Regions from separate parts of the Homo sapiens genome. Here region 2 is linked to region 1. A link is a loop called in an ENCODE intact Hi-C map of the cell type or tissue named here. Cell type or tissue: ascending aorta. All regions are shown on one strand. Links, peaks and the distances in the headings refer to the core of each region. The heading gives the core; the rest is flanking DNA.

Evidence for each region. Hi-C counts contacts between places; a loop is a spot of excess contacts. Peaks named below come from ENCODE experiments on the same cell type or tissue, not always from the same donor. Only the 100,000 strongest peaks of a DNase experiment are listed, where the experiment ranks them.
Region 2: it touches region 1 in a loop (6-fold over the local background); 19 of 110 quality-filtered maps call a loop at or near these places.

Annotation. Positions count from the first base shown.
Region 1 is chr13:50,526,670-50,537,948 of GRCh38, forward strand. It overlaps DLEU1 (deleted in lymphocytic leukemia 1), which reads left to right. Exons shown (of 7, transcript NR_109974.1): 6 at 1,197-1,395; 7 at 1,511-1,974. DLEU1-AS1 (DLEU1 antisense RNA 1) reads right to left here and starts at 780. Exons shown (of 3, transcript NR_125753.1): 1 at 610-780. RefSeq lists enhancers at 2,163-3,362, 2,303-2,991, 2,992-3,680. In ascending aorta, for the core only: a CTCF peak has its summit at 5,415 (motif pointing left); a DNase peak (open chromatin) is centred at 2,852; H3K4me3 peaks cover 843 bases; H3K27ac peaks cover 2,331 bases.
Region 2 is chr13:50,164,369-50,175,647 of GRCh38, forward strand. All of the region lies in intron 2 of DLEU1 (deleted in lymphocytic leukemia 1), which reads left to right. It also overlaps the pseudogene ST13P4. Among named protein-coding and RNA genes, the nearest start is that of DLEU2, 44 kb to the left of the region's middle. In ascending aorta, for the core only: a CTCF peak has its summit at 6,288 (motif pointing right); no DNase peak of the experiment used is centred there.

The DNA of each region.
Region 1 (11,279 bases), core at 1,108-9,107:
GGGAAAGCATTCTCCATCCTGGGGTACAGATCCCTGGAGTCTTAAGAAGGCGTTGCAGAAAAATTAAGCATTATCTCGTCTGAGTCCCCTAGGCTGGGTTAGAAGTTGCTTGCCTGATTATTGCGTGCAGCTGGAATGGTCTTGGTACAGGGAGGGATCTGGGCTGAGGAGGATGGGCTGAGAGGGGAGAGGGGAGAGGGAAGAGGGGAGAAGGGGACCCGCACACATGCGCACTGTAGCAGAAGCTGCAACTTTGCCGGTTGCAGGGCTGTTGTGAGATAGGGTGCTTGCTACTGTGACTGGGGCCCCGCCTTGCAGATCTGCTTGTCATCACTTACCCTCTCTTGGTGGTTTGGGCATGCACTTCTTTGGGGGAACAAACAAAATTTTAAAAGTTCCTGAGTTTGACAGCAGCAGCCAATCACTTTCCTCCCTATTACCCTCCTCTCTTTTTTCTAAAGTAGTCAAATGCCAGCTTCTATTTCACTAGTTTCTATTTCTGTGAAAAACATTTCAGAACTGCTTTCCTCATCCTTCCCACTAAAAATCAAGCATCCCCCCCCCTCCCCGCCCTCCTGTTCTGTGCAGGAAGGGTTGGCCCACACTCACCTGATGTGTTCCCTCCTCAGTCGTGGCCAGCACCAGGTGGTTGCTGCCATCAGATGATGTTCTGCCCTGGCAAGCACATGTTTTTAAATGACTCTGCAGTACCCAGGCTTATAAAAACAAATGCACCCAGACGAAGTTCCAGCGCCCCGCGGGGATACACTGAAATTCTCTGGCCTTGCTGAGCTGGGCTTTGGCTTCGAGTCTCCTCTCAGGCAGACCTGGATACGTCTTCATTCATGTGCCTATTTTAGTCATTGCAAAATGCTTTATAATAATTCCAGACGTGAAATGTGCACAGGAGGACTCTAGTTTGGAGCACAGGCTTTGGGGTCAGAACCTCGGCTTGAATTTTGATGCAATGTATCTGTATAGGTAAGACTTTTTCACCTCTGTGCCACAGTTTTCCCATCTACAGCAGCAACACCTGTCTGTGTAGGGTTCTTGTCAGAATTGAATGAGATAAATGTGATGTATTTAGCACAGTTCCTGGTACATAGACAAACATTAGTTCAATAAAGTTTTTCTAGTATTATCATTTCCTTGTTTTTTCCAAAAAGTAGTTAATCTGAGCACACATCTGTTTATAGGAGGAGGTCTGATGGCCGGGAGGACAGGAAGAAGGAACCCACAATGAAGCAAAAGTTGCGTTTAACTCTGTCCTCACCATTCCTCTCCTGGACCTGTCCTAAACTGGAAGCTGGGGGAGGATGGAGTGCTGGAATGCTGCAGAAGTCTCATGGGAGGGCGCCTGGTGTTCACCACATGTGTACACTGTTGCACGACCAGGTTGGCACTTTGCATGTGGGAAACGATCAGAGAATGGTGGGGGATGCTTAAGAGGCATCACTGGAATCCTACGGTACCACAGACCAGAGCCTTCCCTTCCCTTCCTCTCCCACAGATGGAAATTTGAATGCTGGGGCTCAGTGGAACACCTGAAGGAAGCTGGTGAGGCAGATGTCCCGCTATGCCTTCCAAGTGTCATGCAACCAGTTCATGCCTGTCAGCATCTCTGCCGGTGGACTCTGTGAGTCAGCAAATCTACAGAGCAGAGAGCCACAAGTGGGGACAGATGTGGTCAAATGCCATTTAAATCAGTGATTCTCAACCCAGGAGTTGTCATGGCACTGGCCTTGAGTGAGCTGGACCAAGGGAAGTGGTAGAATTCCCCATGAAGGACCAAGTGAGCAGATAGAAGTTTCTCCATTTTAACTTTTTCTGAGTCAATTTAAAAAACACCTAGTGCCTTTTTCTGTACATAGTGCCTGTGGGTTTGAATTTAAGCCTACCCAAATGTGCTTTTATCCCACCTATTTTGAACCTTGCATGTCTCCGGGATAAGAATTAACATAAGCTATAAATATTCTTCCAGGACTAATTATTAACCGTGAATGTTGAGCGGCCTTGACAAATATAAAATGTTATATATAGGCCCAAGAGTAGATCAGAGAGTTATCTATCTACTTCAAGTTGAGACTCAGAGTTTTCATTAAACTCTGCAGTCTCACAGTATTTCCAATCATTTCAGGGCAGACGAAAGTTCCGTGGTATATCTTTTTAATGTGGCAGGCCTCGAGGGTGGATTGAGTTAGGCAATTTATCCCCTTTTATGCCCTATATTCACATGCAACACTCCAATGGGGTAACATAAAACCACAGACAGGTTTCTTTACACCGGTATTTAAGGGAACTAGGAAAGCAGCCCAAATCATGTGGAGAAAGCTGGGGAAAGAAGTATCAGAGGAGAAAGAGGACCTTAGCAGAAATGACAAAAGTGAAAAACCTTCCTAACTCCTTCAGACATGATGCTTAAAATTGTGTTTCTTTGGCAACTTATAATTTTCTGAAGCTGGTTCTCAGCCTCAGATCCTCCCCCAAGGTTTTTATGTTGTATTTTGACTCAGTAGGAGGGATCCAGTCCCAGACCTTCCGGCTCTCACCAGTACACCACAGGCTAACGCCATCCAGCAATCAGATGACAGGAGGAGGAGAGGTTCAAAGAGGACTACTGTATTTCTCAGAAGGGGCTGGCTCATCTACCCTCCACTGTATTACTCACACTGTAGATGCAGAAAACATGTCAAAGTATACTGGGGCTCTGCAATGCATGCACCCACACACATGTACACATACGCACAGACTTCCAAACTAAAAAGGAGAACAGAGCTCAAAAGGGGACAGTGTGCAACTGGTGCTCCATGTTGTAAGGACCTCCCCTCCTGCGGGCGCGGCTACCCCAGCAGGCTTGTCCGGGCATGTCCGCCCAGTTGACGCCAGGCCAAGTTTTACGGGAGGAATTGGCCTGTGTCTAAAGCTGGAGTTCAGCTTTGCTGACTATGGAGACTGATCTGTTGGTTGTCAGCAAAGAAAAGGTGGTTTCAAAAGAGCAGCAGAGGACTCTGTGCTAGTTGCTACTGGCCAGCTTTGACTCCGATTGGAAGCTTGAAAAACATAGATTGGAAGCTATGCAGAATATCCAGTGACAGAAATAAATCAGAGATTGCCAGGGGCTGAGGGTGAGAGGAAGGAGATTGACTTCAAAGGGGCACAGATAATTTCTCAGGGTGTCGGAAATATTCTGTCTTGATTGAGGTGGTGATTACTCGACTGTATATGCTTGTAAAAATTTGTAGAACTGTGTGCCTGAAAAGGGTGAATTCTACTGTATGTAAATTATAACTCGATAAACCTGATTTTTAAAAACACTGTAGTTTGGGAGGCCATATAAAACCAAATAACATTTTGAGTCATTAATGCCTCTTTAAGAATATTTTGGATTGATTTTTTTTATTAGATTAAAAAAATTCTTCATGGTAAATATTAATTAACCCTTTAAGAGCCAAGTGGAGGAGTGGAATCTGTATGTTTTAGAGTTGTTTGTTCTTTTTAGTTGGTCACTTTACACACTTAATTTTCAATTTTATTTAGAAAAAGAAGTTATGCTTATGAAGCATAAAAGCTGTAATTCCAAAAGTTGAATTGGTTTTGAGACCCCAAAGTCATGACTATGTAGAGAATTTCTAAATTCTTAAGGATAACCTATTTAGGAAAACCTAAGAAATCAACTATTACAACTAATGCTTCATTATGATACCTGGTTACAAAATATAAAAAATATCCATAATCAGATAATAATCGTAAAGAGGGAAAAGAGCTCTTTTACAACAGGGGAAAAACAAAGCAAAACAAGCAAGAATAAGAACAATAAAACCTGGAAACAAACTTGTTTGTTTATATAGGGCTTCTATCAATTTAGTTGTAAAACTTTAGTTAATATGAAATCAGGCTTGAATAAATTGAGACATATTTTATATTATTGGATGATGTCACTGTTCCTCAAATTGATGGTTAGGTCCAATATGATTCTAATCAAAATCCCAATTGGAATATTTTTGAATGAAAATGTGACTGTAAGGTTTATCTAGAATAATTTGTGGATAAAAATAACCAAGAAAGATTTATAAACAAATAAGGTAAACTGTACTTCAGGTGTTAAAAACCTGTTATAAAGCTTTAATAACATGATATTGGTATACAACTAGACAGAGAGAAGAGAATAGAGTCCCCAAACACACTCAAATACATATAAGAATTTAGTATTTGATGAAGACACTTCAAATTAGGGAAGGAAATGAAAGATTATGCCAGTGAATAGTGCTGGGGAAATTAATTCAGTTTTTAAGGGAAGGAGGAGACCCAAATCATATCCCTAAATAAATTCTGGATGAATTAAATAAATTTTAAAATATGAAAACACAAATGAGTAAAAGAAATTATGATAAGTATCTATCAACTCTCAATGTATGGAAGCACTTTTTAAACAAAAAGGTAGAGGAAGAATCTATAAAAGAGAAAACAGAATGTTTTTACATAAAAATTATAAACATATACATCAAAACTCATGATAAAGAAACATAAGGCAAAGAATAACTTGAAAAAAGGGCAAAATAGAAGACAAAGGTTAACATGGTTAATATGTGAAGAGCTTCCGAAGTCAATGATTAGAAGATAAATATCCTAAGCAGAAAAATTTTCAATATTCACAAAAAAGGAATTTGTACGAGCAGAAAAAAATTAGACAATAAATCATGAAAAAATTTCAGGCTCACTATTTATTTAAAAATAATTTTAAAAGACACAAATTTCTGTCCATTAAATTAGCAAATATTTTAAATTTCAAAAAACTTTGATAATTACATAGTTGGGTAAAAGTTCAAGATAAAGGAAAATCTCATCCACTGCTGGTGGAAGTATAACAATCTTTTAAATTTTCTGGTTAGAAATGTTGGCAATATGTATGTATTCAAAGACTTAAAGCTGTAAACAATATTTGACCTAATAATTCCTTCTTAAGGAATCTATCCTTACTTCGGATATATTTTTAGGAAATACAAGGATTTAGGTATAAGGATGTTTATTGCAGGGTTACTTGTGACTGAAAAATTCTAAAAATAGGTTTAATTACTGACAGCTCATCTGTAGGCATGGCAAACCACATTCTCAGGAATATTTAAGGCTTTAGAAAAAATATAAAAGGTAACATGAAGTGAAAAATGTAACGGCAAAGTTGCATGTACAGGAGAGCTGTGGGTGGGCTTGGCTATATATGTACGTACATGCATATATGTACACATACAGAAAAAAGACTGGAAGGATTTGTGTCGATGAAATGTTAATAGTGGTTCTTAGGATGGTGGAATGATTAGTGGGTTTTTATTACCTTTATGTGGCACTTTTTCAAATTTTCTGTAAAAAGGCTGTATTAACTTTATGATCAGAAGTATAAACATTAGTTTTGTAATTTTCTTTGCTATCAAGGGCTCCCTCTGCTGCTCACCTAAAAAATTATGAAGAGTTGGCTTCCTACTTCTCATTCCTGATTTTCCTCATCTCCTAATAGCCTCTGTTCTTATCTTGTGACCACTTTCCACTTATTTACCTTAGAAGCAGACTCGTCTAATTTGAGTATTTGGAATGATATGTCAAGTTCTAGACTTTGTTTTTAATTGAGATATAACTGACATACACTAGTCGTCCGTTTAAAGGGTACAATTCAGTGGCTTTTAAGTATATTCACAGAGTTGTGCAAATGTCACCATGATCTAATACCAGAATATTTCTGTCACCCCCAAAAGAAAACCTATGCTCATTATCAGTAACCCTTGATTACTTCTTTCCGCCATCCCTGGTAACCACTAAACTACTCTTAGTATTTATGGTGTTGGGTCTAAGAAAATGATACCCCACACAATGGTGCTTTGGCATACTGAACACTTTGAATTAAATGAAGATGGAGTACCTTAGAAGCTGTCTCAGAACCCAAAACATTTTAACCCTCTTTTGTTTCTTCTCCCCTGACTCCAAGAGCAAGGAGGGACTCTGTCTGGAATTTCCTTATCTAACTAAGGAAACTTCTCAAAAGACATGCAATTGTCTGAAGACTCACTCTCCAGGAATCTCATGAAATAATCCAGAAAGATTACCCACCTGAGAGAAGAAAAGACTATAAAAGTCATCACTACATGCAGTTAGACTTTTCATCTATTCTTTTGAGGGCAGGTTGGAGAGATTACCTAGGAGACTTTTTCTACATACTAAGACAACCTTTGTTCACAAGGCAGTTCCACCCCTCTCCTTCCCTTAACTTGCCAGTCCCATTCAGTTTCCTAAGATAATTATTTACAAAATAATATTTGCCTCCTGGGTGCATTCATTTCCTCTGAAAATCACTTACTACCCTTCTAAAATTTGTTACAGCTCCCAAGTTTTCTCTCCCCTATGAGGAGGACATTTAAACCTTAACCATATGGCCCTTTTTTGAGTCTCATGTTTTGTATGGCTCCCATGATTATGCATATTAATTAATGTGTAAACTTTTTCTCATGTTAATCTGTCTATTGTCACTTTATTTCAGTGAACCTTCAGAAAGGGCAGAAAGGAAGTTTACTTCTGCCTCTACAATGGATTTGCCTACTTTAGACATGTTTTCAAGATTTATCCACGTCATGGCATATACCAGAACTTCATTTCTTTTATGATTGAATAATATTACATGGTTTTAATATACTATATTTTGTTTATCTGTTCATCAATTAATAAATCTTTGGGTTGTTTTCACTTTTAGGCTATAATAATTAACGCTGTTAGGAATATTTACTTGTAAGTTTTTGTTATATGTTTTTAATTCTCCTGGGTAGATACTTAGGGATAAAATTGCTGAATTAGATTGTAACTTTATGTTTAGAAACTGCCCAACTGTTTTCCAAAGTAACTATCATTTTAATATTTCACCAGCATTGTATGACAGTTCTGGTCTTTCCTTATTTAAACTAATACTTAATTGTTGCCTTTTATTGTAGCTATCCTAGTAGATATGAAGTGTTATCTCATTATGGTTTTGATTTGCATTCTCTAATGACTAATAATATCAAGCATCTTTTCATGTGTATACAAGATATTTGTATATCTTCTTTAGAGAAATGTCTACTCAAATCCTGTGCCTATGTTTTAATTGGATAATTTATGTTTTTATTGTTGAGTTGTAATAGTTTTTAAATATATTCTGGATCCTAGACCTTTAACAGTACATGATTTGTAAATATTTTCTCCCATTCTGTGGGTTGGCTTTTCACTTCTTTATATTATCTTTTGAAGTACAAGTTTTTTATTTTGATAAAGTCCAGTTTATCTATTTTTTTCTTTTTTTGCTTGTCTTTTGGTGTCGTATCTAACAAACCATTGCCTAAATCTGAGGTCACAAATTTTACAGCTGTGATTTCTTCTAAGAGTTTTATGCTTTTAGCTTTCACATTTAGGTCTTTGATACATTCTGTGTTAGTTTTTGTATAGGGTAAGAGATAGGAATCCAATTTCATTCTTTTATATGTGTATATGTGTATCTCCCATTTTTGCAGCACCATTTGTTTAAAAGACTATTGTTTCCTCCTTTGAACTGTTCGGACATTCTTGTCAAAAATCAGTTGACCATAAATGTATGAGTTTATTTTCAGACTCTCAATCCTATTCCATTGATAAATATGACTATCCTATGCCACTACTGTACAATCTTTATTGCTGTAGCTTTGTGCTGTAGATATCAAAATCAGTAAGTGTTAGTTCTTTAACTTTGGGTTTTTTTTTTCAGATTATTTTTGTTATTCTGGACCCCTTGCATTTCCACATGAGGTTCAGTATTAGCTTATACATTTATACAAAAAAGGCAGCTGGAATTTTGATGGAGACAGTGCAAAAACTCTAGACGAATTCAAGGAGTTTGTTATCTTAACAATATTAAGTGTTCCAATCCGTGAACCCAAGATGTATTTCCAGTTATTTAAGTCTTCTTTAGTTTCTTTCAATAACATTTTATAGTTTTTAGTATGCTAGTCTTGGAATTATTTTGTTAAATTTATTCCTAATTATTTTATTCTTAAAGCTGTTATAAATGAAATTATTTTAATTTTATTTACTGGTTGTTCATTGCTGGTGTATGAAAATACAATTGAGTATTCTGTATTTCTCCTGTATCCTTTAACCTTGCTAAACTGGCTTATTAGACTTTCGTGAATTCCTTAAAATTTTCTATATAATGTCATTGGCAAAGAGATAGATTTACTTCTTCCTTTTCAATTTGGCTGCCTTTATTTATTTTTCTTCACTAATTGCTCTGGCTAGAGACTCCAATACAGTGTTGAATAGGAGAGGCTAGAAAGAACATTCATTTCCTGGTCTTAGTGGGAAAGATTCCAGGATTTCGGCATTAAGCATGATATTAGCTGTGCATTTTACTCTGATGTTGTTTACCAAGTAGAGGAAGTTCCCTTTCATCCCATTTATTGAGTGTTTCATCATGAAATCATTTTTATTATAGATTCAGACAAATTATTTTTCTGCATCTTTTGAGATGATTCTGTAATTTTAGTCTTTCTTTATTAACATGGTATATGACATAGAAAAATTTTGGTATATCAAACCAACCTTGCATTCCATTGATAAATTCCATTTGATCATTTGGTACAATTCTTTTTAAAATGTTGCACACTGAATTAAGTGTTCTAGTATTTTTTGAGGTTTTTTTTGGCATTTATATTTATAAGGGATATTGTTCTGGAAGTATCCTTACTTGGGATATTTTTGTCTGGGTCTGATATCAGAGCAACACTGATCTTATAGAATAAGATGGGAAATAGTCCCACCTCTTCTATTTTTGAAAGAGTTTGCAAAAGATTGCACTTACTTGTTTTTGAAACATTTGGTAGAATTTGCCAGTGAGTACATCTGGTCATAGGCTTTTCTTTGTGGGAAGTTTTTTGATTATGAATTCAATTTCTGTATTTGTTATAGGTTTATTTAGAGTCTGGCAGTTTGTTTATAATGTGCCTCAAAGAGAATTTTTTGGGGGTTGAATCTAATTAGGGACCTTTGAGTTTCCTGAATCTGGGTGTTTATATCTCTCCTAAGACTTGGGAAGTTTTCAGCTATTATTTAATTAAATAGGTTTTCTGTGCCTATCTTCATCTCTTCTCCCTCTGGCATTGTTACAATATGAATATTTGTTGGCTTAATGATGTCCTGTAGGTCCCATAGGATTTCTTCATTCTTTTTATTCTTATTTGTCTTACCTCTGAGTTATTTCAAAAGAACTATCTTAAAGTTCAGAAATTCTTTATTCTGTTTGATTTAGTCTGTTGTTGAAACTCTCAATTGTATTTTTATTTCATTCAAGGCACTCATCAGTGTCAAGATTTTCGTTTGGTTCTTCTCATGATATCAATCTCTGTTGTTTTCCTAATTTCATTGAATTGTATTGAATATTGGCTGTATTCTCTTGTATCTCACTGAGTTTCTTAAGATCATTATTTTAAATTCCCTTTCTGGAATTTTGTTCTTTTCTTTGGATTCTGTTACTGGAGAATTATTTTGCTCCTTTAGACGTGTCGTGTTTCCTTACTTTTTCTGTGTGTGTGTGTGTGTGTGTGTGTGTGTGTGTGTGTGTGTTCCTTTGTTGATATCTGTGCATACCAGTGGAACAGTCATCTTTTCAAATTTGGTGGAGTAGTTTTCAGAGGGAGAGACTGTTTCCTGCACATGAGTCATAGGATGTTGTTTAAGTGTGGTGTGTTGGCTTTGGTTTTAGATGGACTCAGTAGCATGGTCTCTGCATTTTATTCAGCTGCAATCCTCATTTATAGTGTCTGCAATTGTTTCAGTGGCCTAGGCTGTTGGTTTGTGATGGCAGTGATATGGTTTTGCTGGGCGAGGTGGGGTGGGGGTAGGGGTTGCTGGGCTGGCTGGCAGGCCAAGTGTGTAGGTATATCAGACTGTCCAGCTGTGTGTCATCTTCCATATTGTGCAAGTCCACCTATTCCCTTGTGGGTGGGGTGCTCTATGTGTTTGAACACCAAAATCTTAGCCATTCCACACAGCAATAGGCTCCAAGCAGCTAGGATAGTGGTGATGCAGCCACTCAAGCGAGCATACTGGAATGATGGCATGACTTCAGGGATACAGAAAAATAGTGGCTACTGGATCCCAGGGCAGGACTCACTCTAGTAGTGGGTCCAGTTTCGAGATGGCACTGTGTCATACAGCTTTGGTGTGGGGAGTGGGGTGTGTGTGTGTGCACAAAATGGGCTCCTGTTTTGAGGCAATGCAGTTACATGAACTCTAGGCAACTCTCCTAACTGGTTTAGGACATGTGAGGACTATCTACCTCTCCTGTAGCAAAGAACACAGGCATCTGCAGCAGTAACGAGGACTGCTGGGCAGTTGTAGCTTACCCTCTCCCCATAAGAAGTTCATCCTGGCTTTGAGCTGATCTCAACAGGGAAAACAGTATGGCTGAAATAGGGTTCTTCACTCTCTTGTCTATGGTGCTATCCTGGGTTTCTGTGTTCCACAAGGATTTTGCAATTTTCCTGGTGCTCTCCAGTGTACTTCCTCATTCATGCTAGTGAAAATACAGTTGTTTATTCATTGTTTTGGTCCCTTTTTGCTGGGGAAGATGAATACCAGGCAAGTCTAGACAGCTATCTTGCTGACATGCCAGTCCACAAGTTTTTTCAGTTGTCTTAATTTGTAACAATCTTGTTCAGATTAAAATAAACTTAATTTCAATAGTATATAAAAATTTTGCATTTGTATAGCTCTATTTCCTTCTGCCTCCTTTGTGCTATTATTTACTAAATTTACTTTAGTCTGAAGGATTATCTTTAGTATTTCTTGTAGAGCAGTCTGCTAGTGATATATCCTTTCAGTTGTTTATTAGAAATATCTTAACTTCATTTTCCTTAGTTTTTTTACTATATTTAAAATTTCAGCAGCAAAATTTTGTGCTGTTACTGTAATACAAATTAGATTTATATAACATATACTCACAACACAAATTCATAATTATTGCTTTAAGAGGGTTTGAAATAATAAGTTAGAAAAATCAGAGTTACAAATAAAAAAATACATTTATACTGTCTTGTATATGTAGTTACTTTTTCTAATGCTCTTTATTTTCTTTATTTGAATTTGAGTCACTGTCTAGTGTTCTTTGACTTTAGTGTGAAGGACTATCTTTAGTATTTATTTTATTTTATTTTTTTTTGAGATGGAGTTTCACTCTTGTCACCCAGGCTGGAGTGCAATGGTGTGATCTCAGCTCACTACAACCTCTGCCTCCA
Region 2 (11,279 bases), core at 2,263-10,262, 360 kb before region 1:
GCAGTGATACTGAGTATACAATTATAAACTCACTATGTGTGTGTATTTGTGTGTGTATATACATACTTTTAATTTTCTTTTTTGTTGAGAATAGTGTGGAATTGATTTTGTCAGAATCCCTATGTTTGTAGGGCACGAGCCTGAAGGCATGGAGCAAGAATGTCTGTGTGAGAAGACACATGATTTCTGCCTCCTATTCTGGATCTCATATATGTATCTTATTGCATCTGTTGCATCTTGTCCTGAGACAGCCTGATGGTTCCAGAGGAAAGTGTGCAAAATTGCCACTAAAGCAAGAGACATGCTCTGAGAAACAAGCATTCCATGACAAACTGTCACACATTTTCATCAATAAGTCACGGTATATAGTATAAGAGGAATTCAATGAATTTCTCTTATGTAGCTTAGTGCAGTGTAGGAACGTTTGAATTGTTCTCGTATATGCCTTAATTTCAGGTTAATTGTGTATTTTTTTTTCAGAATTACTGTTCATATCAAAATTCAGATATGATTTGGGTAATGGGTTCATTAGAAGCCCAAACCCCAGCATCACACAATATACCCAAGTAACAAACCTGTACATGTACCTCCTGAATCTATAAAAAAACAAAAATAGCTGGGCACGGTGGCTCACAGCTGTAATCTCAGCACTTTGGGTAGCCGAAGCAGGTGGATAACCTGAGGTCAGGAGTTTGAGACCAGACTGGTCAACATGGTGAAACGCTGTCTCTACTAAAAATACAAAAATTAGCTGGGTGTGGTGGTGGGCGCCTGTAATACCAGCTACTTGGGAGGCTGAGGTAGGAGATTTGCTTGAACTTGGGAGGCGGAGGTTGCAGTGAGCCAAGATTGCGCCACTGCACTCCAGCCTGGGTGACAGAGTGAGACCCTGTCTCAGAAAAAAAAAAAAAAAAAAGATAAAAAGAAAACAAAACAGATATGACAGGAAGGACATATTCCTGTTGAAAGCCATAGTGTAACAATCACTACAAAGAGAATAAAATACCTAGGAATCCAACTTACAAGGTATGTGAAGGACCTCGTCAAGGAGAACTACAAACCGCTGCTCAACGAAATAAAAGAGGACACAAACAAATGGAAGAACATTCCATGCTCATGGGTAGGAAGAATCAGTATCATGAAAATGGCCATACTGCCCAAAGTAATTTATAGATTCAATGCCATCCCCATCAAGCTACCAATGACTTTCTTCACAGAATTGGAAAAACTACTTTAAAGTTCATATGGAACCAAAAAAGAGCCCGCATAGCCAAGACAATCCTAAGCAAAAAGAACAAAGCTGGAGGCATCATGCTACCTGACTTCAAACTATACTGCAAGCCTACAGTAACCAAAACAGCATGGTACTGGTACCAAAACAGAGTATAGACCAATGGAACAGAACAGAGGCCTCAGAAATAATACCACACATCTACAACCATCTGATCTTTGATAAACCTGACAAAAACAAGAAATGGGGAAAGGATTCCCTATTTAATAAATGGTGCTGGGAAAACTGGCTAGCCATATGTAGAAAGCTGAAACTGGATCCCTTCCTTACACCTTATATGAAAATTAACTCAAGATGGATTAAAGACTTAAATGTAAGACCTAAAATCATAAAAACCCTAGAAGAAAACCTAGGCAATACCATTCAGGACATAGGCATGGGCAAAGACTTCATGACTAAAACACCAAAAGCAATGGCAACAAAAGCCAAAATAGACAAATGGGATCTAATTAAACTAAAGAGCTTCTGCACAGCAAAAGAAACTACCATCAGAGTGAACAGGCAACTTACAGATTGGGAGAAAATTTTTGCAATCTACCCATCTGACAAAGGGCTAATATCCAGAATCTACAAAGAATTTAAACAAATTTACAAGAAAAAAACAAACAACCCCATCAAAAAGTGGGCAAAGGTTATGAACAGACACTTCTCAAAAGAAGACATTTATGCAGCCAACAGACATATGAAAAAATGCTCATCATCACTGGTCATCAGAGAAATGCAAATCAAAACCACAATGAGATACCATCTCATGCCAATTACAATGGCGATCATTAAAAAGTCAGGAAACAACAGATGCTGGAGAGGTTGTGGAGAAATAGGAACGTTTTTACACTGTTGGTGGGGGTGTAAACTAGTTCAACCATTATGGATGACAGTGTGGCATTTCCTCAAGGATCTAGAACTAGAAATACCATTTGACCCAGCAATCCCATTACTGGGTATATACCCAAAGGATTATAAATCATGCTGCTATAAAGACACATGCACACGTTTGTTTAATGTGGCACTATTCACAATAGCAAAGACTTGGAACCAACCCAAATGTCCATCAATGATAGACTGGATTAAGAAAATGTGGCACATATACACCATGGAATACTATGCAGCCGTAAAAAGGATGAGTTCATGTCCTTTATAGGGACATGGATGAAGCTGGAAACCATCATTCTCAGCAAACTATCACAAAGACAGAAAACCAAACACTGCATGTTCTCACTCATAGGTGGGAACTGAACAATGAGAACACTTGGACACAGGGTGGGGAACAACACACATTGGGGCCTGTTAGGGGGTGGGGGGCTGGGGGAGAGATAGCATTAGGAGAAATACCTAATGTCAATGATGAGTTGATGGGTGTGGCAAACCACCATGGCACATGTATACCTATGTAACAAACCTGCACATTGTGCACATGTATCCTAGAACTTAAAGTATAATAATAAAAAAAGAAAAAAGAAAGAAAGAGATAGAGGAAACAAAAAGGATGCCATAAGTATAAGTTGAAAGAAAATATTTGTGGTATTTGCCAGCTTTAAAAAAGTTTGTAAGTTGTGTGATTTCTGTACTCATTCTCAATAAATGTTCATTATTTGTATCTAATTTTATGTATTTTTTCTTAAAGAGGGACACAAAATTTGCATATGCTTTAGGTTTCATAAAGCCTGGACTTGCCCTGTTTCATACCAATGTTGTGGACATATTCATAGCAGTCTGACAGTACCTGTGAGATGAGGAAGCAACATGCTGTAGTGGAAGAAGCAGCCTTGATTCTACCACTAGGAGCTGTGTAACTTCAGCTTGTTTCTTAGCCTCTGTGAATTTTGGTGTCCTCAGCTGTCAAGTTTGGATGTTGATCCATCACAGAATTGTTGAGACTTAAAGGAACCCTCAGTGTACTTCTTGGCATGTGATAAACACTCAATAAATATAATTTCCTTTTTTCACTTGAGCTCTCTCTGATGGTTTACAGATTTATCTTAGGTCAGGGACCCAGGTGAGGAAATGCGTTGTCCTTTCAAAATGAATTTTGATCTGAGGGTAGTAGGTAGAGAGTTGGGGTTTCCCCTGGGATTCTTGTCTTTAATAAACCCGAGACAAAATGAATCACAATGGTGTTTTCTCTAGATGTAAAACAAAGTATGCAGTGCCTTCATCAGCTGTGTAGAGTATTGGGCTGAAAGTATTCCAATTTAGTGTGTCTGCCACTACACACACACACACACACACACACACTCATTTGGTATGACCCAAGGATTACATTATTCTGAATCACTGCAGTTTTTTGACATGGCTTCATTCTTCAATCAAAAATATTGATGAACAAAGCCCTGGGCCAGGTGCTGGATTCCCTTGAAATGTAGGAGTCTGGGAACTAGGATTTGGCATTCACGGGTGTCCTAATGAGCCTGGAGCAGCACATTCTTTCCAATATGTGTGCTTTGGCTATATGTACCAGCGATAGCCTCTATGAGGTGGGGATGGGACGGGAACCCCAGGTTAGCTAAATACTGACTTGCTGTCAGGGTATGATTTAGTCATCATAGCAGACTGGGTTAATACCTATGATACTGGACTATGAACTCTTTTCTTTAAGGACAAGACACAAGACTACTTTTTTCAGTGCCCGCCATGGCTAGTACATAGTAGGTGTTTGTAGCATTTATTGAATTGATTTACAGTCTACATTCAGTAGGAGTAAAAAAAGCCTTTTAAAGTGCCCAAAGGATTTTCCTTTTTGAAACAAAATTGCAGCTTTTTGCTGGGCGCGGTGGCTCACAGCTGTAATCCCAGCAGTTTGGGAGGCCGAGGCGGATGGATCACCTGAAGTCAAGAGTTCGAGACCAGCCTGGCCAACATGGTGAAACCCCGTCTCTACTAAAAATACAAAAATTAGCCACACGTGGTGGCAGGCACCTGTAATCCCAGCTACTTGGGAGGCTGAGGCAGGAGAATTGCTTGAACCCAGGAGGCAGAAGTTGCAGTGAGCCGAGATTGCGCCACTGTACTCCAGCCTGGGTGACAGAGTGAGACATCATCTCAAAAAAAAAAAAAAAAAAAAGAGAAAGAAAAAAGAAAAAGAAAATTGCAGCTTTTGATGAATAGCCTGATAATTATGTCCCTTAGCCTGCTGTTGTGGAGGAATAGGAGTCATTTTGAAATGGGGAATCAGAAGCAGTCTGTTTCACACTTTGCTCACAAGTGATTCCTCTGAGTGAAAGAAGTCAAACCAAAGCAAGTCCAGGGAAGTCTGAGAAGTTAGCATACTTGCAAAGACAAAACAGCCACAAGTCAACTGTCAGCTGAGTGAGTGCCTGTCTGGACGTTATCCTGCAGGCAGTTAGGAAGAAACATTGTTTGAAGACGCCTGTCACCAGCACACATGACTGATTTCTCATCAGAAGAGGGATTGTGAGTGAAATAAGAAAAAGTCTGTGTAATATGTGTCATGATGAGTTATACATTTACCTATTAACTGTATACAAAACCTTTATGCATATAGATTATCCATATTTTATTTGGGGGCCATCTGGTTAATTTGCCTGCTTTCTAAACTATTGAGTCAAATAAGCTCACTCAGGTATTGTCAGAATGAACCCACCTAATCTGGTTAACATTTTGGTGTCTGGGCAAGGTCTACCCAGGATCAAATCTGTTGACACCCTTCTCTCCAACCCCAGCCCTGTCCCTACCTACACACACGCTTTGTTTAAAAATACTCATTGGTGCTTACTCTGTGTCAGGTGTCAGGTAGTGTGCTAGCACTGAGGATGCATAGTCCTTTCCCTCTTTTTTTTTTTCTTTGGGACAGTGTCTTACTCTGTCACCCAAGCTGGAGTGCAGTGGTGTGATCGTGGCTCACTGCAGCCTTATCCTTGACCTCCTGGGCTCAGCTGATCTTCCCACCTCAGTACCTCCTGAGTAACTGGGACTACAGCTGTGCACTACCACCGGGCTAATTTTTCAGTTTTATGTTTTTGTAGACTTGGGGTCTTACTATGTTGCCTAGGCTGATCTTGAACTCCTGGACTCAAGCAATCCTCCTCCCTCAGCCTCCCAAACTGCTGGGATTACAGTTGTGAGCCACTGTACCCGGCCTCATCATATCCCTCTTGAAGCTTGCAGTGTAGGACAGGTGAACCCAGCAGCCACATCTCTTATTTGGGTATTGCGGGAGACCTGGCATAGTCAGCATCCAGCAGTGTTTCCAGAGTGGCTGGCCTTGCTGCTTCTCCTCACTTGCTCCTCAAGGGCAAGATGATATGCAGGTTACCACTGAAGCAAATGTCCCATCCATTGTCTTCTGGTCCGCTTAAACCTTGATCTAGTAATTAATTATATGAAAGAACAGAAAAAGTTTCAGAGAATGATAATCTGTTTTAAAATTTTCTTATTCATTTTTAATAGTTGTGTTTTTGGGGTACATATGATTTTTGATATGTGTATACAATGTGTAATGATCAAATCAGGGTAATTGGGGTATCTGTCACCTCAAACATTTATTTTTTCTTTGTGTTGGGAACATTGCAATTCTTCTCTTCTAGTTATTTTGAAATATACAATAAATTATCATTAACTATAATTTCCCTACTGTAGTATCAAATACTAGAACTTATTCCTTATAATGATAATCTCTTTAATAGTCATATTTAAATGCCAATTTACAAATGGAGTAAAATATTTAACAGAATTGAATTGATAATTTTGAGGCCTTTGTTAATAACTACTCTTAATTGCAGCAATTTTGTTTTGGACAGAGATTATGGGAATAAATTTTAATTCTGGTTGGAAAATAGTACTGAAACAGCACTTGTCTTATTCTTTCAAATTTTTAGTACTTGGGTATTTGGAGTCATTGAGATTTACTCTTTGTATATGCAGGAACATTAGTTGTTTCAGACTGGACAATGGCTGGTTATAAGTAGTTGAATAAAATCCCTGCAGTTCATCCATTCTTCTCCTACCAGCAGGTGTCATTATGGAAATATGAAAATACTGTAAATTCCAGAGTTGTAGGAACTAGCTGTGAGAAAGAAAAGTAACACTTTGGATATTAAAAAACAACAAAAAATGAAAAAATCATTTGGCACTAAGCAAGGATGGCATGTTTAATTACTGATTTGGCAGTGTTCTACAGTATGATGTAATAGGATTTTAAAGCACATAATTTATTTTAATTAGATTAAGTAAATATTTATAAGAACCATTCTAGGCTCATAGGAGTCACAAAAGAAAAGTAAGATGTGATTCTTATCCTCGAGGAGCCGACATGATATCTGAGGATACATTAATGAAATAATTAGTTCATAGAATGAATCAATCTTTCTTTTTTACATGCTGGATTGAAGAACATAGACAGTAAAAGTTGCAAAAGCTGGAGGGACTGAGTAGTGTTTTTGATTGTGGGTTAATCAAAGAAAAAGTTTTAAAAATTCAAGTAGGGAGGAACTTCAAAATAATTTGGTAACTTGATAGCTCATTCCTTCCTTTCTTGCTAACTGCCTATCTCTCGCTATAATCTAAAGTAATAATTATAATAATTACATATTACATATGTATCCAAGGATGTAACAATTGGATTTAACAGTTTACTATAATCGGCCGGGCGCGGTGGCTCATGCCTATAATCCCAGCACTTTGGGAGGCCGAGGCGGGCAGATCACGAGGTGAAGAGATGGAGACCATCCTGGCCAACATGGTGAAACCCCATCTCTACTAAAAATACAAAAATTAGCTGGGGGTGGTGATGCGTGCCTGCAGTCCCAGCTACTCGGGAGGCTGAGGCAGGAGAATCGCTTGAACCCGGGAGGCGGAGGTTGCAGTGAGCCGAGATCGCGCCACTGCACTCCAGCCTGGGAGACAGAGTGAGACTCCATCTCAAAACAAAAGAAAATGAAAAAACAAAACAAAAAAATGGTTTTCTATAATCAAGCGACTAATATGATCAAATCTTTCTAAAAACTAAGGTAAACATTATAAGTGAGCATTTGTATTAGGAGACTTTTCCAGGAACCTGGATCAGGTTCTAAGTGTGCTCGGTCAGGGTCAGTGCTTCATTCACCCTGTTTTCCCCTCTAGACTGTGAGGTTTTCTAAGGCATGGGATATGTGGCATTCCTCTTTGCATTCCTGGCACTCTTAATTCTGCCTCTGGATCTGTAGTGAGCTCTTAGTACATGTTTGTTGAATGACAGTATCACCAAAGGATAGGGTATTTACAGTCCTTTGTACATTATATTGTTAGAATGAATGCATATTGATACTAGACTAGGCAACCTCAGGTTGAATATTTCAGAAAACTGGATTGAGAAACCTGGCTTGAAAAGTTGATAGCATAGGCAGCCGCCCCCTTCTGCGCTGTCACGCCGAGCCAGCGCCTGGGCCTGGAACCGGGCCGCAGCCCCCCGGCTTCGCCCACCATCTCCCTACCATGGACCCCCGCAAAGTGAACGAGCTTCGGGCCTTTGTGAAAATGTGTAAGAAGGATCCAAGCATTCTGCACACCCAGGAAATGCGCTTCCTGAGGGAGTGGGTGGAGAGCATGGGAGGTACTGCTACTCAGAAAGCTAAATCAGAAGAAAATACCAAGGAAGAAAAACCTGATAGTAAGGTGGAGGAAGACTTAAAGGCAGACGAACCATCAAGTGAGGAAAGTGATCTAGAAATTGATAAAGAAGGTGTGATTGAACCAGACACTGATGCTCCTCAAGAAATGGGAGATGAAAATGCGGAGATAACAGAGGAGGTGATGGATCAGGCAAATGATAAAAAAGTGGCTGCTATTGAAGCCCTAAATGATGGTGAACTCCAGAAAGCCATTGACTTATTCACAGATGCCATCAAGCTGAATCCTCGCTTGGCCATTTTGTATGCCAAGAGGGCCAGTGTCTTCGTCAAATTACAGAAGCCAAATGCAGCCATCCGAGACTGTGACAGAGCCATTGAAATAAATCCTGATTCAGCTCAGCCTTACAAGAGGCGGGGGAAAGCACACAGACTTCTAGGCCACTGGGAAGAAGCAGCCCATGATCTTGCCCTTGCCTGTAAATTCGATTATGATGAAGATGCTAGTGCAATGCTGAAAGAAGTTCAACCTAGGGCACAGAAAATTGCAGAACATCAGAGAAAGTATGAGCGAAAACGTGAAGAGTGAGAGATCAAAGAAAGAATAGAACGAGTTAAGAAGGCTCGAAAAGAGCATGAGAGAGCCCAGAGGGAGGAAGAAGCCAGATGACAGTCAGGAGCTCAGTATGGCTCTTTTCCAGGTGGCTTTCCTGGGGGAATGCCTGGTAATTTTCCTGGAGGAATGGCTGGAATGGGAGGGGGCATACCTGGAATGGCCGGAATGCCTGGACTCAATGAAATTCTTAGTGATCCAGAGGTTCTTGCAGCCATGCAGGATCCAGAAGTTATGGTGGCCTTCCAGGATGTGGCTCAGAACCCAGCAAATATGTCAAAGTACCAGAGCAACCCAAAGGTTATGAATCTCATCAGTAAATTGTCAGCCAAATTTGGAGGTCAAGCATAACGCCCTTCTGATAAATAAAGCCCTTGCTGAAGGAAAAGCAACCTAGATCACATTATGGATGTCGCAATAATACAAACCAATGTACCTCTGACCTTCTCATCAAGAGAGCTGGGGTGCTTTGAAGATAATCCCTACCCCTCTCCCCCAAATGCAGCTGAAGCATTTTACAGTGGTTTGCCATTAGGGTATTCATTCAGATAATGTTTTCCTACTAGGAATTACAAACTTTAAACACTTTTTAAATCTTCAAAATATTTAAAACAAATTTAAAGGGTCTGTTAATTCTTATATTTTTCTTTACTAATCATTTTGGATTTTTTTCTTTGAATTATTGGGCAGGGAAGATACTTATGTGTGGAAGATTATTGCTCTAATTTGAGTGAAATAAAAGTTATTAGTGCGAGGCAAACATAACTCATTTGAGGATAAAAAAAAAGAAAAGTTGATAGCATAGATTCTGAAGTTTTCTCTTTTGATTCCACTTCTCCATCCGAGGACATATATTTCAAAAAGTATTTCAGTAAGCGATGTGATTCCAGGACATTGTCCATGAGATATAGAGGACATTGTACTTCATCTAAATAAAACTGGGCCTAATTTTAGGCAGAAGGATGTACGTAGTGTTATTTTATTACCTTTTCAACAACTTTCTTAGTAATCAGTCATTTTCAATGAAGACAGTTTGTTCACCACCATATTTGAAGACTATTATTAATTTACCAGCTGCTATATGGTAAGGGGTCTGTCCTCAGCCTACCTTTGGTAGTTTGAACTAGTTATACTTTGTTCATCATTTTCTGACATCTCCAGCTGCTTACTAGACTTCTCTGTTTTGATTTTCCATTGTCACCTCCTATGTAACATGTCAAATAGGGAAATCATCGCTTTTACCTATAAACCACATCTTCCTTTAAGGCCATACCTTTTCTTTTAATGTTACCATTTATTTTCCAGTTCCCCAGGTGAAAAACTTTGATGTTTCCTTGTTCTCAACCCCTTCCCCGATCCAATCAATCAAAATAGTATCTATACTTCCTTTGTGATGCCTATGATAACCATTCTTTTCTTCCTTTCTGTTTCTATTACCAAGACCCTGGATTAGACCACGCATGAATGACATAGCTTCTTGAATCATCCTATTAGCGTTTTCTCCTCTTTTACCCCCTATTAGTGAGTAGGAACATTTTAGTTAGAATTACTCAAATATCAGTACCAAGTCCACACCCTTAATCAGAGTTGCTAGGGCCCTTCATGACTTGCTGATGATCACTCTAACTCAACTCTTGTACCCTTAAAACTGTTTGCTCTGGTCATATAGAAAAATGCAATTTTCCAATCTAGCCATGTTCTCTTTGACTTCCAGATTATTTGTATTGTGGTAGAATACACATAACATAAAATTGACCATTTTAACCATTTTGAAGTGCACAGTTCAGTGGCACTAAGTATATTCCCATTGTTCTGCAACCATCACCATCATCCATCTCGAGAAATGTTTCATCTTCCTAAACAGAAACTCTGTACCCATTAAACACTAATTACCTATTTCCCCTCCTCCCAGCTTCTGGCAGCCACTATTCTACTTTCTATCTCTATGAATTTAACTACTCAAAGTACCTCATATAAGTGGAAGTATACAATATAGGTCCTTTTGTGGCTGGCTTGTTTCACTTTGCATAATGTCCTCAAAGTTCATCTATGTTGTAGCATGTGTCAGAATTTCCTTCCTTTTTAAGGCTGAATAATATTCCATTATATGTCTATGCCACATTTTGTTTATTCATTCATCCACTGAGAGACATTTGGGTTGCAGTTTCTTCTCTTTAAGTGTATTCTGCTAATTAAAAACAGGTTACTCTTCCTGCCACTTCTTTCAGTCATGTTACTTTGCTGCTCAGAAGCCTTCAATGAGTTCCTTTTTACAGATAGGGTAAGTCGCAGCATGCACAGCATAACACTCAAGGCTCTTGCCTCTCTGGGCCCTGACCTATGTATAAAACCTTTCTGTTAATTATTAGTCTTCAACATTTATTCATGAAACATAGTTTTTGAGTGTCTGGTATGTGTTGGGCCTTGGGGTAAGTGCAGAGTAAACCAAATAGATATTGTCCCTTACCCTATGGAACTGACTTTGGAGTTAAGTGATTCCTTCGCTCAAGCCAGAAGGCTCTCCTTTTTACCTTGGAAGCTGGCTACTTCACCCAACATGAATATACCAAAGACCATTTGGTAAATGACCAGCTCACCAAAGCTAATTCTGCAAAAATCACTTGACCAAATAATGATTTTGCTGAAAAATTGAGGTTTATATTTTTTACTTTGTCCCTGTCATCACTGCTGTTCTCTTCCTGGGCATGCATTGGCCAACTGCTGTTTAATATGAACTTTGCCTGTTTTTCACATTCCAGACTCTGAGAATTTTTAGAATGGTCAACATTTTCTACGGGATGGTCAAGTGTTT